Regions from separate parts of the Homo sapiens genome. Here region 2 is linked to region 1. A link is an interaction called in ENCODE POLR2A ChIA-PET data of the cell type or tissue named here. Cell type or tissue: HepG2. All regions are shown on one strand. Each heading gives the region's core, and the rest is flanking DNA. Links, peaks and the distances in the headings are about the cores only.

Region 1 (8,647 bases), core at 357-8,356:
AAAAGCTGAGAGGTAAAACTTACTAACTTAATTTCCCCTCACCAGCATCCACACTCCCAACCTCCTGGAATTTCTTCTCTTCTTTTCAATTTTTAATCTCTTCTTTTCCTCTCTTTTCTCTCCCTCTTCCCCCTTTTCACTCCTTTCCTTCTCCTCTTTCTCTGTCTCTCTCTCAGTTCTGACATGAACACCCCCCCCACCCTCCTGTCCCCCTCCCCTCCTCTCCTCCTCTCCCCTCCTCTCCCCTTCTTTTTTAAGTTTTTTTTTTTTTCTTTTAACTTTCAAGGTCATTCCGGACTCCTGACGCCGCCAGTCCCGCGGTGAGACGTGAGCGCCATTGGCGTCCGTGGCCTCTGTTTCCGTGGCAACCTAGTAACCATTAATTTTCAATTAAAGGAGACAAAAAGCTCGATGACAGCTCCAGGTCTGCTGAAGATGTCAAGAATCTGTATTAATATACAGCAAGAGAGCATAATTGTGTGTCCATCTTCCAGAGCAGCGAAAAATGGAGGGATAATTACCAGCTCGAAAGCCACTCTGTAATTTAGTTCTTACTGTCACCACAGCCCTACACATTAGCATAAATTAAAAGCAGAGTTTATTGTTATCAAAGTGCATTGATATCGCCAGACCTGCTTTCTTCCTTTTAACTGTTTGTTGTGGGTGAGTGACTCCCCAACTCTTGCCAGGGTCTCCCCAGGGTGGGGAGAGTGGAAGTGTGGCTGCTAGACCTGAAAGGTCTAGCTGCCAGCCTCCTTCAGGGCAGGTGGGGACAAGGGTCAGCGTGTTGCCCCTCTGATAGGGTCTGGGGATGATGCAGGGGATGGAGGAGGCTTGGATATTTATTCACCTTTCACATGTAAGTGCTTTGTTTTGCCAACGAGTGCTCCAGCTCTTTGCAGAGGGGGCTGCTGCCCCATCGCGGGTCCCCCTTTAGTGCCTAGTACAGTGCAGGGCAGGTGATGAGTGCTCTAAGGCAATGTGTTAAACAAAGGAATGAGTGCATGTGTAGGGGTGTTCTCCCGGGGTGAATGTCAGTGGAGAGACATTGCATTCCCTGTTCAGGGCGTGGCCAGCTCAGGTGGAGATGCTCCTGTCTGTGGCCCAGTTCCTGCTTGGCCACCCAGGACCCCAGCTCCCCAGAGGGGTCCCTCTGGACCCCACGCCCCTAATCTTGCCGCTTGGCCACCCACCTCCATGGCCTGGGTGCTGCCACGGCCACCGCCTTCATACTCACCTCCGAGTGGTTGGAGAACCTCGAAGTGTCTCGCTGCCAGAGTACCAGTGACAGCCACAGAAATCATGAGTTTCCGTGAATGGGGGATGCGGAGTTTTCTTGTATTCTATCCAGAGAGAGCTGTCCTTCAGAGGGGAATTTAGTGTAATTACCCTTAAGGGAGCGATCCTTACACAGTCAGTCACAACACTGACCTCCTGGCTGAGATTTGACAGCAAAATTGCAGGCTGTGTACTCAACAGAAGGGGCATCCTCCTTTTTTGGGTGTTGAGGGGGGAGGCGGGAAGGAAGGAGGAGGAGGGAAAGGAGACTCAGAGGCTTTGAAAAGAAAAGTGCTGGCTTACAGCTGCCAGGCAAGCGGGTTCTCCTTGGCAAGGCGTCTACAGGGCAAGGAGAAGGTGTCCAGAGATCCCCTGGAACTTCACCTGGCTCATGAAGAGGGGCCAAGGTAGGCACTCCAGCCCTTCAGATCTTTGAGCTCTGGTTTGTGATCTTAGCTAAAGTTAATCTTATTGTAAGAAGGATTTGGAGGGTACTAGGCACTATTTGATGAACTTCTCAGGCATGTTTTCCCAAACATATCTGTCCTCGGTCCCTCCCCGGTGCTAGAAGTTCCACTGTTCCTTTTACCTTTAAGTTGACAGATCCAAGACCCTGTAAACCTGCATCTGGGTTACCTGGAAGGACTAATGTGTTAATCTGTGACCACTCCAAATTTAGCATGGATGCATCTCTCAGATGTGCTGGCCCATCACATGACTGAAGCCAAAGGACACAGGGGTCAGGCAAATTTCCGTGAAGGATTGGAAAAAATCTGTTGTATGGGTAGATCTTGATGGACTGTGAAGCCTGGCAAGGAATGGAGGTAAATCCCCAAATCTCAAAGCTGGAAGGGATCCCAGAAGCCAACGGGTCCAAACTTCGCAGAGAAGGAGTCCCCACCTCTCTGTTCTACCTCTACCCAAAACTCAGGGCTGGGCGCGGTGACTCACGCCTGTAATCCCAGCACTTTGGGAGGCCAAGGCAGGCAGATCACCTGAGGTTAGGAGTTTGAGACCAGCCTGGCCAACATGGCAAAACCCCGTCTCTACTAAAAATACAAAAATTAGCCAGGCATGGTGGCACGCGCCTGTAATCCCAGCTACTTGAGAGGCTGAGACAGAAGAATCACTTGAACCTGGGAGGTGGAGGTTGCAGTGAGCCAAGATAGTGCCATTGCACTCCAGCCTGGGTGACAAGAGTGAAATTCTGTCTCAAAACAAAAAACAAACAAAAAACAAAACAAAACAAAAAACAACTCAGCCACCTCTGCCCACACAATTCCTAATAGCACGAGCTAGCTGTCTCTATAGAGGTCCATCCTGCTGTTAAATAGCCCGGACCATTGCCAAATTCCTCCTGAGTGCAAATGAAAATCTGTGTCCGTGAAACTTCTTCCTTCCTTTTGGAGCCCCTTTGGAACAAATCTAGGCTTTCTCTGGCGGGACAGCCCTTCAGCTACGTGGGGACCATGCTCAGCTATTAGTCGTCTTCTCCTCCAAGTCTGGGACCCAGTAGACTCATCACCATCTGGCTCATCCTTTCAGGAAAGTGCCCAAAAGGAGTCTGAAAGGGCACAGGACAGCCCAAAATGCAAATCCAATGTTTATTGAGCATCTGCTATGTTCCAGGCAGAAACACCCACCATATCTCTTTTCTTTTTTTTCTTTTTTTGGAGACGGAGTCTCGCTCTGTCACCCAGGCTGGAGTGCAGTGGCACGATCTCAGCTCACTGCAGCCTCCACCTCCCAGGTTCAAACAATTCTCCTGCCTCAGCCTCCCAAATAGCTGGGACTACAGGCTCATGCCGCCATGCTCAGCTAATTTTTTGTATTTTAGTAGAGATGGGATTTCACTGTGTTGCCCAGGCTGGTCTCAAACTCCTGAGCTTAGGCAACCCGCCCGCCTCGGCCTCCCAAAGTGCTGGGATTACAGGTGTGCACCACTGCGCCTGGCCCCATATCTCTTTTCATCCTCTCAACCAATTCAATGAAGGGAGGATATATTATTCCCATTTTACCGTAGAGAAAAGAAGGACGCAAGAAGCTTCAAATCACTTGCCCCAAATCACCTGCCAGCAAGGGGCAGAGCCAGAACTGGGAGCCCAGACTCCTGACCCAGGCCAAAGACTTTCCTTGAGAATCCAGCTGCGTTGGTCCCTACACCCCTTGGCCACCACTGGGTTTGGGGAATGAGCTCTGCCATCATTCTCCTGTCTCTCTACCTCCATGATGCTTTTCTGCAGGGCCTTTCTCTCCACTTGGCAGGGAGAAGGAATTCCAGGGAAAACCCAGCTTAAGTCCTGCATCCTCCCTGAAGGCTTCCCTGCCCATCCCAGGCCTCAGTAACTGCTTCAGTATAATGACAACATTGGACGTTATTTACTGACCACAGGACTATGCTTCAGCACCTACCCTAAGGTATTTTATTCAATCCTCCAGGCTTTTGCCCTGGCTGAGGGTTCTGCCTGAGCTTCTCTCCCCTCAGATACCTGCATCTCCTTGAAGGACCACCTTCTCTGGGAGGTCCAACCTAACCATCCTTTCCCAGGTCTTTGTACCCGCTTTATTTCTTTCTATAGCTCATGTCACCTTCCGAAGAGTATTTAATTTACTGATTATTGTGCTCATTGCCTATCTTCCTCCTCTTTAAGTTCCAAAAGGACAGAGGCTGTATTTTGTTTACTGTTGCATCCCAAGCACCTAGAACAGTGCCTGACATACGGTAGGTGTACAAGCGATATCTGTCAAATGACAGGAGGAAAACTCAAAACCCTTTGAGGCAGGTGTGTTGTTTTCACAGCAGAGAGGAACTAGGGCTCTAGTTCTGGGTTAGGTGGCTTGTCCAAGGTCACAGAGCTGGCCATACCCAGCTGTGTATTGGGCTGCTGAGTATGAGGCTGTTTGGGGTGGGCCTTGAGCCTGAGCCTGTTCTGAGCTTTGTGTGTGTGTGTGTGTGTGTGTGTGTGTGTGTTTGGTGGCTTCCTAGGGGATTTCTGCCTGCATTCCAACCAGCAGGTCCTTCCAGGCACCCCTCCCCTCCTTTACAGGGCTTCTTCCCTTCCTGCAGCTCCTTTCAGCCCCTGCTTTCTTGCCCCAAGCCTGGAGAGGCCTGTGAGTGCAGTCCAGCTAACTTCCCTCCCCTGAGCTCATGGGTCCCTGCCTGGGCTGAAGTCCACACCGGGAGCCCAAGGTGCCCCTGGAAGGCCCCCACCCTGGCCTCCGAGTGGTTCCTCTCCCCAGAGATGTAAATCCGGGCCCCAGAGTGGCCACACAGAACATACATCTTAAACAAACACTTCTCCTTGCTGTTTATCTCCCTGGCCTTTAAACAAACTCTTTCAAAGGTTTCTGCTGATAGGAGAGATTTACTGAAAACCATTCCTTGCTTAAAAGCCCTGGGTTTATGCTGCTGGGGTGGGGGCAGTGGGGCCTTCAGGCCTGGGGTTTCTCTGCCTCCGGACCACATGTTTATCCTCCAGGCCTTGATAGAGGAGCAACACAGACTAATCTTTATGGAAAAGAAAATAATAAAAGCAGGAAAGGGGAGGGGTGGAGGCTGGGGTGCGTTTGGTTCTTGTCACTGACTCCAAGAGGTTGTGGCAGGTCCGGGTGTGGCAGTGCCCACCACACTGTAGCCCTGCCTGTTGGGGGTGGGGTGAGCTGAGCATCTGGGAGGGGTGGGGCTCCCTTGAACTTTGGACAGAAGGCCTTTGGGCAGGTGAGCCTCTTCTCCGGCTTCCAGAGGCCAGAGTGGGCCTCTCCCTGCTGGATGGGGGTTGGAGGGAGGGCAGCAGTCACATGATCATGTCTATTCCTGCATCAACCAACAGTCAGAAGGCACCTAGCCTGTGCCAGGACCTGGGGGTGGAGAGAGGAATAGTTGTTAACAATTACTTTAGCATTTCTGTGGGCCTGGTACTGTTCTAAATCGCTTACATGAATCAACTCATTTAATGGCCCCAGTAGATTCTATAATTATCCCAATTTTGCATATGGGGAAACCAAGTCACAGAAAGATTACTGGCTGTACTCCAGAGGTTTTGGTTTAACTGGGATGCAGGCTGGGCATTGGATTCCAGGATGCATCCCAAGTGGAAAAAGATTGACATTCCCATTTCCCACCCACTCCCCACTTGTCCTTCCAATAATACAGTATCTCTTCCATTTCAAGGCGTCTCACAATTCATTGACAGTGGTATTTTTTTCTTAGTGGATCGTAAAATAATGGTGCATCTTACAGTCTTAGGTTCAACAAAATATAGTAATAGAAAACTAACCTCTACCAACTGTGGGGACTGAGCTGGATGATTTGCATCCATTATCTCATTTAATCCACCTCCCAAAGCTGCAACATAGGTCACAGGAGCACCTCTGATGAGAAAACTGAGGCACCAAGAATTCAATAACCTGCCCAAGATCACCCAGCTGGTGGGAGGTGGAGGCAGGATTTGAACCCACAGTTAAATGGCCTAATATTTATCCCCAACCCTTATAGAGCACCTTATATGATTCAAACTGTCTTCCGACCTGTTTTGTCCATTGAGGAAGACGCTGAAATCCAGAAAGTTTAAGTGACCTGCTCTAAGTTACACATCTGACTTCTCAACCTATAACTGTGGGAGAACCATGGGAAGTGGGTTTCGTTGTTATTATTGTTGTTTGCTTGTCTTAAGCCTACCTGGGCTTTTATAGCTAGAAGCCACTCCTAAGAGAACATGACCAGGAAAGTGGGCCAGGGCCAGGGCAGGGGCCCCTGAGAGTATGGGCCATCCTGGGGTCTTGGGTGCTGAAGGTTGGAGCCAAGGCCTGTCGTGGGACCTCCCAAGGGCAGAGGACTTGAGCAGGGGCAGATGTCATTGCAAAGACTCCACTGACTTCCGTCTCTGTTTTGTTTGTGAAGCGAAGTTGCTGCAGTGGCAGGTGGGGAGGCAGCAGAAGGCCAGGTAGGAATTTCCAGTCCTTCCCTGGGCCCATAGCTCAGGCCGGAAGCCACTCCCTTCCTCCATGTTTACATGCAGCGGGCCACACCCCTTCAGATGGCACAGACTGACACCCCCTTCCGGTCCCCCTGCTCCAGGCCAAATACTTTTTCACTCACGTTAAAGCACCTTTCAGCACCTGGGCCCTGAGCTGGGGAGCATTTCCAGGGAGGAAAGAAGGGAGAGGGTATGAGGAGGAGGCTGGGGGTGGGTTGAGGGAAGGTGAGGAGCTGGGGGTAGTGGAGACTAGGATGAAGTTATGTGAGTGATTGTCTTGCACCCATCATCTTTCTTTTTGTATTATTCTTTCCTTATATAGTGACATCCAGTTTCCAAAACCTTTCCTTCCTCCTAGCAACTCTTACCCTAAGATACTTAATTCACACCAAGGTAAACACGACTAATAACAGCTTCCAAAGTGATCCTTTCAAGGGCATTTTGGCAGTGGCCTCTTTATTTGTTCATTCATTCTTTGATTTCCTCAACAATTTCCTTTGGCATTCCTGGAGACCCTCCATCCTATCTCGAAGGCTTAGCTGGGACACCTCTAAGCTGTTTGGTGGGCTGCTGTCCAAACTCTGGGCTTTGTGGGTAGTGGCATCCACACCCTCTGACAGCATGTAGGTATATTGGCAGCAACCCAAGCTGTCTTTTTTGCACCTTCAATGGAAGGAAAGGCAATTTCTCCTCATGAAAAAAGTTTGGGAGACTTTACCTAAATGTAAAGGGAGGTGCTTTAATGATATATCTCCAGGAATCAAACCCATCAGTCCATCTGAGTTTGGTCATGGGCTGAGCTCCCCAGGGCAGCTGGGCAGGAGCCCTTCCAGGACATCAGAACTTGGGGTAGAATTTCCACCCCACTGGCCCTCAGGGCTCTGCATAGATTTCTCTCTCTGTCCTTCTTGGTAGGGAAGTGGCTGATCATGAGGAAGACCCTGAGCTCAGAGCTGGAAGATATCCAGGGACCCATCCACCCAGTAGTTTGCAGAGGACAAAATGACTCAAAAGTATACCGAAATCCAAAATATAAAACAGCTAAGAGTTAAAGCTCCAGTTGAAGGCAAAGGTCTAGACCCTGCCTCCTCTGCTCTCCCACTTGGCCCATAAGTGGTCCAAAGCTTCTCTGTGGACCTCCAAAGCTCAGGAGAACACGAATAGAATCCACTGAGCCAGTCTAGTGATCCATTTTATAGACAAAGAAACTGAGTCAGAGCATGATGGGATGGATGTGAGTCCTTAGGGGCCTCCACCCTTCCATGATCACTTCTGGCTCATGTTCATTCCCTGGACTCATAATGTACCCTTCTTTCTAACTTGACCTGCACAATTCTACGGACTCTTCAGGCTCAGCTCAAATGTCACCCTCCACCATGGAGCGTTCCTCAATTCTCTCCTCCAGTTCTGGCCCTACTCCCACCCAGTTCGGTGTTCCTGGAGCTCACTGCTTTTGCATCTCTCTTAAGTTCAACCTCTCATTTCTGCCCATTTGAAGCAGCTCTTTTCTCCCTTGTCAGGCTGTTGGTCTCCTTGAGGTCAGGAGGTTTTTAAAAAATCCCAAGCCTCCAGCCCATGAGTAGGTGTGCAATCACAGTGAGGCTGCTGACATGTTTTCTTGGGTGATGGTGAGATGCTTTGCCCACTGGGGTCAGGGTCTCCCTACTGGACGGCCCTAGTTCTCATCAATTTGGTGGGGAGGGCATAGAGTTTGATTAAACAGTTACTTGGATACCTGAAGTAGGGCAGGGAAGGGGATACAGAACCTTCAGAGCCTGGGGAGGAGGGACCCTTCTGCTCTAAATTGTCCACTCGCTCCATCCTCAAGAAGATGGAGAGCAGAAACAGGGGCAGGGGAAGAGAGCTGGGCCCCGCACACTTCCCACCATCACTGATTTCCCTCTTCTCTGGCATTTTAAGAGCTCAGACTCAAACCCTTCAAGGGCTTTTGAAACAATTAGATTTGAAAGTGCCCAGTGCTTGGTCTAATTGCTTAAAAGCCACTTCAGGCTTCAACTGACCCAGAGTAAAGCCTGGGGGGTGGGTAGAGGGGAGGGGAGACCCGAGACACTCTGTCGCCCTGTTTCCCAGGCCTTCCTGGACAACCAAGGCCTAGGTGAGTGGTGATGCCAAATAAGGGCCTTCAACTTTTCCCGGGGGGGCAGAGCCACCATACTCTTCCTGCCCCTTTCCCAGCCCTTGCCCCCAGGGAACCGCTCACATCTAACCTTTCTCTAAGATACCTTCTCACGCAAATTCCAGCATTCCTAGGGGTGATTGGAGCACTTATGTCCAGAACCAATTTTCAGTGTCAAAAAGTGGACTGAGCCAGTGTAAAGAGGCCGAGAAGTATCAGGAGACAAGCCTTGGTGTGTCCAACTCAAGATGATGCT
Region 2 (8,647 bases), core at 216-8,215, 58 kb before region 1:
CCAGGCTGCAGGGGTGGATGTGGTGGGCCTGGGGTTGGAGGCAGACAACGGCATAGACCCAACTCCAGAGCCAGCCCCTAAGTCTGTTGTTGGGTGTTCCAGAGGCAGCTGGGGAGGCTGCTCAAAGAAGGTGGGTTTTGCCATCCAAAGACATGGAACAAGTACCACTGTCCTTTCTTTCCTCCTCCCAAGGGGGTGCCCAACAAAGAGAGGCATCTTGGTGCAGGTGAGCTCAGAGCCCTAGATTTCTGGGTCAGGTGACCTTGGTTTTTGTCCCTGATATTTACTAGCCTTGAAATCACCAAGCCTCACTTTCCCGGTCGGCTAACTGGGATTTGGGGCACCTGCCCTCCCTGCATCATTAGCAGACGTTGCTGACTGCTTATTATGTGCCCAGCACGGCACTTGGCTAAGCCCTTTACACGTGTATCTCATGGAATCTTCACGGCAACCCTGTGAGGATGGTGCCATCATCATTAACATCTCACAGATGAGATGGGAAAACTGAGGCCCAGAGAGGTTAAATAACCTGCCCTGACCCTGACCCGGAAGGGACAGTGGGAGCAGGGGTGAAAGTGACTTGTACGCCATTAAATTCTATGTAAACGTGAAGAAAATCACTTTTTAAAACATTCTGGATTTTCCCTTTCCCCTCCTTCTCTGTCTCCTCCCCTGGTGTGCCTTAGGGTGCTGCCTGACAAAGGTCACTGAGGACCAAGGCACTAGGCCACTCATTCTCACTGCTGTGAGAGCTGAACTAGAGACGAACGTGGCCCGCAACAGGAAAGACTGAGACCAGACACTCAGAAGATCTTTCCAGGCACCAGGACTGTGAGTCACTGACAGGAGCATGTGAAAAAAGGATGTGGCCTTTCCTTCCTCGGGCCTTTCTTCCTTGGAAGCAGGGGAATGGAAGAGATGACCTTGGAAGGCCTCCTTGGCACTTGCTTTTCCTGCCACTTGGCTGAGCAGCTGCCTATGGAGGCTGCTACAGAGATCTGGATGGATTACATGGTGTGCACTCGTCTCGAGGTGGCCCACTGGGGTCACAAAGGGTCTGGGAAGTGGCTGCCGCATGCTGATCTCCTGAGTTGGTTGACCTCATCCACCTCTCCTTGTGCCCCTTGGGGGTCTGAGAACTGAGCTGGAGCTCCTCTGGTGTCCCGCTGGCCCCTTGCCAGGCTCAGATGCCTCAGGATGGGCGCTCTGCAGCTAGCAGGCTCAGCAGGGCCCATGAGTCACCATCTGGAGAGTAGCTGGGCAGCTAAGTGCTAACTTAAGCCCTGGCAGTGTGAGCCCTGGGCCAAACGCCGGCAGCTGCCTCCAGCCCCTCCCTCAGGGACCCTGCACCCACCCATGAATACAGCGTGCTCGGCTGGACGGTCTGACTGGAAGGAACAGGGACAGTGCCTGACACACAGGAAGCTTATTTGAGGGCTGAGAGTGGGAACGAATGCAATTTGGTGCCAGGGTCAAGAACCCAAATTGTCTCTTGAGTATGGGGTCCCTGTGAGTGGGGGGCAATGTGGGGAGATCAGGCCAGAGTTTGGTTTGGCTTAAACTCTCCTGCAAATGACCAGAAGTCCTCAAACTAATCCTGGGCTGCAGCTGCAGCAAGGAAAGATAGCAGTGAGATATAAAGAAGAACTTCTGAAAATGCCAGATGGGGATGGACGAAGCCAAGGCCCCAGCCACCTTTGCCCCCATCATGTCCTCAACTCTCGGCCACCTGTGCTGCCTTCTATGATAGGTCTCTCCCTGGTGGGGTCCAGGCCTGGAAGGAGGGCCCCTCACTAGGCTGGAGCTGGAGACCTGACAATAGTTTTGGAAACTCTTCTGAAGCTGGCTCTGGAGGAGAGGGATGGTGAACGTGGCTGGGAGGTGCGTGGGCAGAAAATCCTGCTGGGGAGCAGAGCAGCGTTCTGTGGGGAGCCCTGGGAAAGGAGCTGCGCTTGATCTCCCTTCATTATCCACTGCACTCAGGCTCAAGATGCACTCTTCTGCTCGGGTGGGGAGCCCAGTCCTTGCTCTCCCCTATCCCCTCACCAATCTTGAGCTCATAGAAGAACATTTCAAGGCCCTGGGCCCTACTTCAGGACAAGGATCTGACCTCCTTGGAGATAATAAACTTAGGAATAGGGGCAGAAGGCAAGGAAGGTATTCAGGGTTGGAGAAGAAATAGAGGGATCAATATAGGTAGGGAATCCAGGCTCCTGGGGAAGCATGGCTCCATGGCCCCAAGAACCCCCATATCCCTGAGACCCTGAGAACCATCTGGCCTAGGCTTCTACACCAGGGAAATATTGGCATTATTACCAATATTGTGCCAAGCACAAGGGATCGTCACAATGCAGAGATTAAAAGTGTGAGTTCTACTGGCCGGGCACGATGGCTCACGCCTGTAATCCCAGCACTTTGGGAGGCAGAGGCGCGCAGATCACCTGAGGTTGGGGGTTTGAGACCAGCCTGACCAACATGGAGAAAACCTAAAAACACAACGCTACTAAAACCTACTAAAAATACAACCCTACTAAAAATACAAAATTAGCTGGGCTTGGTGGTGCATGCCTGTAATCCCAGCTACTTGGGAGACTGAGGCAGGAAAACTGCTTGAACCCGGGAGGCAGAGGTTGTGGTGAGCTGAAATCACGGCATTGCACTCCAGCCTGGGCAACAAGAGACTCCATCTCAAAAAAAAAAAAAAAAAAGTGTGAGTTCTGGAGCTATTGGGTTCAAATCCTCACTCTGTCTTTTATTTGTTGTATAACTTTGGACAACTTTCTTAACCTCTCTGGGCCTCAGTTTCCTCATCTGCAAGATGGGGCTAGAATAGCACCTCTCCCATAGGACTGTGAGGATAAATGAGATAGCTGTAAAGCGCTTAGTGTCTACACTTCATGGTAAGCACTCTGTATATGTCAGTTGTTAGTTTGGGATGTACTCAGTAAGTATTTGTTGAATGAATGAATGAATCAATCAATGAATTTTTGGAAGTAATGAGACAAGGAGAGAGAAGGCCTGAGAAAAACATCATTTTATCTGTCTTTCTGACTCTGAAACCTCTAGGCCTCTCTTATTTTGGAGGGAGGGAGTTTCCTAAGGAAGATTCCATAGTCTCCCTTCAGCTCTCAATTATTTCAGATCTGTGACCCTTAATCCCCAGCTGAGCAGTCCTTCTAGATGTCTTACCCCAGTCCCTCCCACTACCATCAAGCTCCTACCCTCCTACCCCTGGGTCAGCAGCCCCTTTCTGGTTTGGGGGAACGTTTGCTGTTGTCCAGCCTACTCCTTCCTGTTCTAAGCTGGGTCCAGGGCGGGCAGGATTCAGAGTGGAAGCCCAAGGACCACTTCAAACCCTGGGATTGTATGTGGGGATCATTAATTTAAAGAGGCCCAATCCTGACCAGCATGGGTATGAGAACCTTTTAGATCTCATTCTGATGAGATCTTTCTCTTCCTCTCTTTATTGACTTTCCAGATTGTGTCTTCCCCTCCTCCACCCCAGGCCACGCCCTGATCTTTGCCCAGCTCCTCCCCTTTGAGGGTTGTCTCCTTAGGGTCAAGAATTTTAAGAGGGTTACTGTTAAGGCTGCACATCTGTTGGGCACCTTGAACTTTTTCCAAACATAAACTTGTTTTACATAAAACTCAGACTTTGTCAGAGCACTGGAATCTCCACCCAGGACAAAGCCTGGTCCTGGGTCCTTCTCTGAGCACCCTGCACCCACCCCACCCTCCTCTTCACTTCCCTCAGCACCCAGCCCCAGACTCCAGAGCACCTCCAGCTCAGAACCAACCATACTCACCCTTCTTCCCTTAGATAAACTTCCTTTCAAAGCCTGGCTTAATCCCTTCCCCAATTCTGAGCCTCCCTCTGCTGGGGGAGGGGTGGGGGGAGCATGGATCCCGGGCTGCTGGGCAGAGGGGGAGGGGAGTGGCTGCCCGAGTAGTGACCCAACCCGGACTCAGACTGCAATTCTCCCAAGTTCTTTGTGACACAAAAGGTAAACAGAAGGCCTGGCTCCCCCACCCCCCGCCCACCCCCCACAGATCTCCCCTCCCCCAGCCAGCCAGATGGGCTGGCAAGCTGGAGGGAAGGGAGAAGGGGAAAAAAGGGCAGATTGTGCAAAGGAAAACAAAAGAGACAGAGAGACATCAAGAGACAGGAAGCATGGAGAGACTGCGAGAGAGCTGGTGGATGAGGGATAAGGGGGGAGGATAAGAGAAGGGGGGACTTGGTGACGTGACTGCAGCAACAGAGATGGCCTGGGAGGGGCTGAGCCCCAGACACAGGAACACAGAGGGACAGAGGGAGTGACCGACAGGGACGCAGAAACATGAGAAGTGACCAAGAGAGACCCTGAAGGGAAGAGGCAGGGGAGAACAAACAGTGAGAGAGGTACAAAGAGACAGGGAGAGCTGCAGACAAACTTTGAGTGACAGGGACAAAGAGGCTAAGCTAGCGGAAGGTCTGGCTGATCAGGTGGAGACGAGAGAAAGTGGGAAGCCTTTTTGCCCCACCCCTGCAGTGACTGTATTTCCTTTGAAAAGTTGCCCACTTTTTGGTGTTGGAACTGGCAAGAGCAGTTCTCCAACGGGTCCTTGCCCTCCCTCTGTGCCAGGCCCACACTCCAGCCCAACCCAGAGCCAGCGGGGTGCTCTCTTCCTCACCTGCACAGCAGAGGCAGACTGTTTGCTGTCATTGTTCCCTGGGGAGCTCAGGCCTGAGGCCTGCTGCAGCAGGAACTGCCGGGCCACTTGGAGAGCCTGCAAGACAGGGGCTGAGTCAGCAATGGCCTGGGAGGCTGGGTGGGATCCAGGGATTAGGGAGTGTTTGGGGCAGTAAGGAGAAGGAGATCAGGGTAAGGTGGAAGGTCTTGGGGGTGAGAGGGTCATGGGTCCATAAGGGCTTGGGGTAAGGGTAGTAGAAGTCACTGAGAAGAGCTGTTGGGGTTCAGGGATCAGAGCCTCTACAGACTCAGCCTGGGACCCAGTGAAGTTTTGTTAGGACTCAATGGGGACAGCAAATGGAAGGGCCCATGGTCAAAAAGGGACTCTTAGAGGAAAATAAAGGGGGTTGACTCAGGGCATTAGTAAATCAGTACTATTTGTTGAGCATCTACTATGGGTCAGGCACTGTACAGGCAAGAGCTTATTTAATCTTCCTCTGTAAGGCTGTAAGGTAGGGATTATTGCCCCATTTTGCAGATGAGGAAACGGAGTCTCCAGGAGGTTAAGTAACTTACCCAGGATCATACAGCTAGGCGGCATCAGAGCCAAGATTTGAGCCCAGGAAGCCTGGCTCCAAGGCCAACTGCCTTACTGGGTGGTCAGTCTGGGGGCTAAAAAGTAGCATTCACTGTGGAGCCAGAGCACACAGTTGGGAGGATGAGGGAAGAGCCCTGGGGTCAGTGGCACAAGGTCTGAGTACCGTGTGACTTTCTGAGTTCAAGGATTGTACATGCATGCTGCTGGAGGAATTAGATTAAGTTCTGAAAGGTATACTATCAGCAGAGATGCATGGACCATCGTGCTGTGGGCTTGGTGGCCACAGTGGCTTAGACTGAACTGAGCCAGAGGGGTCATACGAGTGGGAGGCATATGGAGATTGCTGGAGGAATCACTCCAGTGGGTCAGTGTGACAGTCAAGGAGTAGGAGGGGCCCGGAAGGTAAACTGATGGGCAGTGAGACGTCTGGTAGGAGTGAGGGGTCAGGAGGGCCCAGGAAATTATCTATGAGGCCAGTCAAGCCCTCTATGTCCTCACTATGCTTCAGTGGGAGGTTTGAAGGCAAGTTCTGAATCCACATTTCAGCAGCACAAAATTTATCTGCTTCCAGATTGCTCAAGACCCCCTTGGGAGCCAGTGCAGGTGTGTCTAAGCCCTTGACACAGGGCTCCAACCTTAGGCAGTCCTGGGTCTGAATCCCAGCTGTGCGGCCTGCCAGCTGCGACCTTGGGCAAGTTATTCCAGTTCTCTGCACTTCAGTCTCCTTATCTGCAAAACTGGGAAACTACCCATCTCCAAATTACTAGGGGGATTAAAGGACCAATGTTTGGCATCCAGTTGGCATTCGGGAAGTATTCACTCCCTTCGGCTCTCATTAATCTCTCCACAATTCTCCACTTCACCTCCTCCAGCCTCTCCCCAACATAGCCTCGTGCCCTGCGCACTTATTAGACGAAATGCGCCCGCCTGTGGCTCTCTCTCACATCTGTCCACACATACACTTGTTTTTTCTGTATGGGCCCCTATTCTCCTACCCCACCACAAGCACCTTCAAGGCAAAACCTTTTAAGGTGGGATATGGCTGCACCACCCATCATCGCTCAACAAGCAAAGAGAGTGACCACTGTGTACCAAGCATATACACACAACCACCTTCGCGTCCGTTCATCATCAGTGCAAACAGCCGAGCCTCCTGAGGCTTTAAATCTAGTTTACCCTAGGAGGGCAACTAAATATGCACTGGCCTATTGACGGGAAGGTGTCCTGCAGCAAACCTGGAGCTCAGATTGGTGTGCTCCTCACAGGCCACCCCCACCCCACCTCCTTCCCTGGATGTCACACCCAGAGAAGTGCCCTGGGCTTCCAGAGGGGGACAGGATGTTTCTCCTCTTCCAGATTCACTTCAGAAAGCAGAAATCTGACCTTTCTAAGTCAAAAGGCTCTGCGGAAAGAGGAGGAAGGGTGGGGGGGGGGGTTGCGGGTGAGGAAGGGCAGGGAGTCAGGTGGTCATTAGGAAGGAGCCCCTGCCTCTACTACCTTGCTTTTACAAACTCCTCCAGGTCTACTGACAAGTGCTCTTTGTCCTCCAAAGGTGGAGGTAGAGTAGGGTTGAGGGGGTACAGGGGTCAGAGGCCAGGGCACAAGGGTAGGGGAAGAAGATGGCTCAGAGAGGCTGGCCAGCCCAGGCGACCCAAAAGGGACACTGGTTGGGGTGGGGAGATGACACACTCCAGATCCCCGGGGGACAGGAGGGAACAGCAGGGAGGGGCTCCTGGGGGCAGTTGGGGGCAGAGCCCTGCTCAGTCTCCTGGGGTGGGGTGGGGGGTGGCCAGGGGAGTTGACTCCCCACTGACTCTCTTACTTTGTGGTCCCCTGGAGCATGAAATTACATGATTTACAGGAAAAAAATGGCAAGGCCTTGCAGTCTCATTCCTGAGACCTCCCCCTCCCTGTGACAGGCCCTTCCTCCCCCTACACCCCCTACCCACAACCCCTTTCCTTCTTCCTGCCAAGACCAGGCCAGATGAGAGCCAGGTAAGACCTTAGGTCTGGCCAAGGCTCCCCTCCCTCAGCTTCCCACCATTCCTTCTCATACATGGGTCCTCACTCACCACTCTTCTCACATCTATGAAGTACCTGCTGCGTGCCAGGGACCAGGCTAGGGGCTGGGGATACACAGAAACAGAATGTGGCCTCTGCCCCCCCAGGGCTCACAGCTCAGGTTCTGTGATGATAGCCTCTAATATAAAGAATGATAGCCAGGCGCAGTGGCTCATGCCTGTAATCCTAGCACTTTGGGAAGCCAAGGCAGGCGGATCATGAGGTCAGGAGATCAAGACAATCCTGGCTAACATGGTGAAACCCCGTCTCTACTAAAAATACAAAAAATTAGCCAGGCGTGGTGGTGGGAGCCCGCAGTGCCAGCTACTCCAGAGGCTGAGGCAGAATGATGGCGTGAACCCGGGAGGTGGAGCTTGCAGTGAGCCGAGGTGGCACCACTGCACTCCAGCCTGAGCAACAGAGCAAGACTCCATCTCAAAAAACAAAACAAAACAAAACACAAAACAAAACAAAACACGAATGATAAGAAACTAGTCAGCCTGAAGTGGGGGTGAGTGCCAGGGGTCAGAGAAGGCTTTCTTCTACCTGGGGAAGTCTCGGAAGGCTTCCCAGAGGTGGTGGCAGCACTAACTGGAGTCTCGCCATCTGAAGGGCGAGTTAACACGGTGAACGAGGAGGGTCACATCGACCACGCTGCTGCACCAGATGTGTTCACACTGCCTGCTGGCACTGCGGCCTGGAGATCACTGGACTGCCCACCTCAGAGAGACGTGGGAAATAATGGGTCCTAACTCCGGCAGATCCCCAGCCCCACTTTCTTTGAATATGCCAACCAGACTGGGGCCTCCTTGAAAGCACAGATGTTGTCAACTGTAGCTGTGAACCCCCATCTCCAACCACCAGCACACAGCAGACATGTGATACCCACTCACAAAACTCATTTTAGTCTAGGCTGAATACGGGAGGCTGGCACAGGCTGACACTAAACTTAACAGCTAACATTTGCCTTGCAGTTTTCAAAGCACTTTTTCAAACATTTAATTGAAGCTTCACAACATTGAGCTAGGTGGAGCAGGTATTGATATCCCTATTTTACAGACAAGGAAACTGAGGCCTGAAGTTCCACAGCTAGGAAGTGGCAGAGTCCAAACACCTCTGACTGCTCAGGGCTTACTCCACTGAGGGGTCTCCATGATCCCATGCACAGTCCAGCGAGGCCTTCAAATCTGCCTTCCCCCTAATCTGCATGTGTTCAGCCCTCCAGTGAGAAGGGGAAGTGAAGATGGTGGAGGTGGAGGAAGAAGACCAAGAAAGGAAACTCCAGGGGAAAACTGGGCTCAGTTTCCCTTCCCTAAGG

The links. Peaks named below come from ENCODE experiments on the same cell type or tissue, not always from the same donor. Only the 100,000 strongest peaks of a DNase experiment are listed, where the experiment ranks them.
Region 2: POLR2A ChIA-PET joins it to region 1 with 60 read pairs; 6 of 35 experiments call an interaction of 5 or more read pairs at or near these places.

Annotation. Positions count from the first base shown.
Region 1 is chr6:41,515,865-41,524,511 of GRCh38, reverse strand. It overlaps LINC01276 (long intergenic non-protein coding RNA 1276), which reads right to left. Exons shown (of 3, transcript NR_120347.1): 3 at 4,660-5,136. FOXP4-AS1 (FOXP4 antisense RNA 1) reads left to right here. Exons shown (of 2, transcript NR_126415.1): 2 at 287-617. Among named protein-coding and RNA genes, the nearest start is that of LINC01276, 18 kb to the right of the region's middle. In HepG2, for the core only: no CTCF peak of the experiment used is centred there; DNase peaks (open chromatin) are centred at 4,561, 5,021 and 6,291.
Region 2 is chr6:41,574,106-41,582,752 of GRCh38, reverse strand. FOXP4 (forkhead box P4) reads right to left here. Exons shown (of 17, transcript NM_001012426.2): 3 at 4,672-4,767. Among named protein-coding and RNA genes, the nearest start is that of MIR4641, 20 kb to the left of the region's middle. RefSeq lists enhancers at 715-1,216, 3,130-3,752, 3,753-4,376. In HepG2, for the core only: no CTCF peak of the experiment used is centred there; a DNase peak (open chromatin) is centred at 4,252; H3K4me3 peaks cover 887 bases.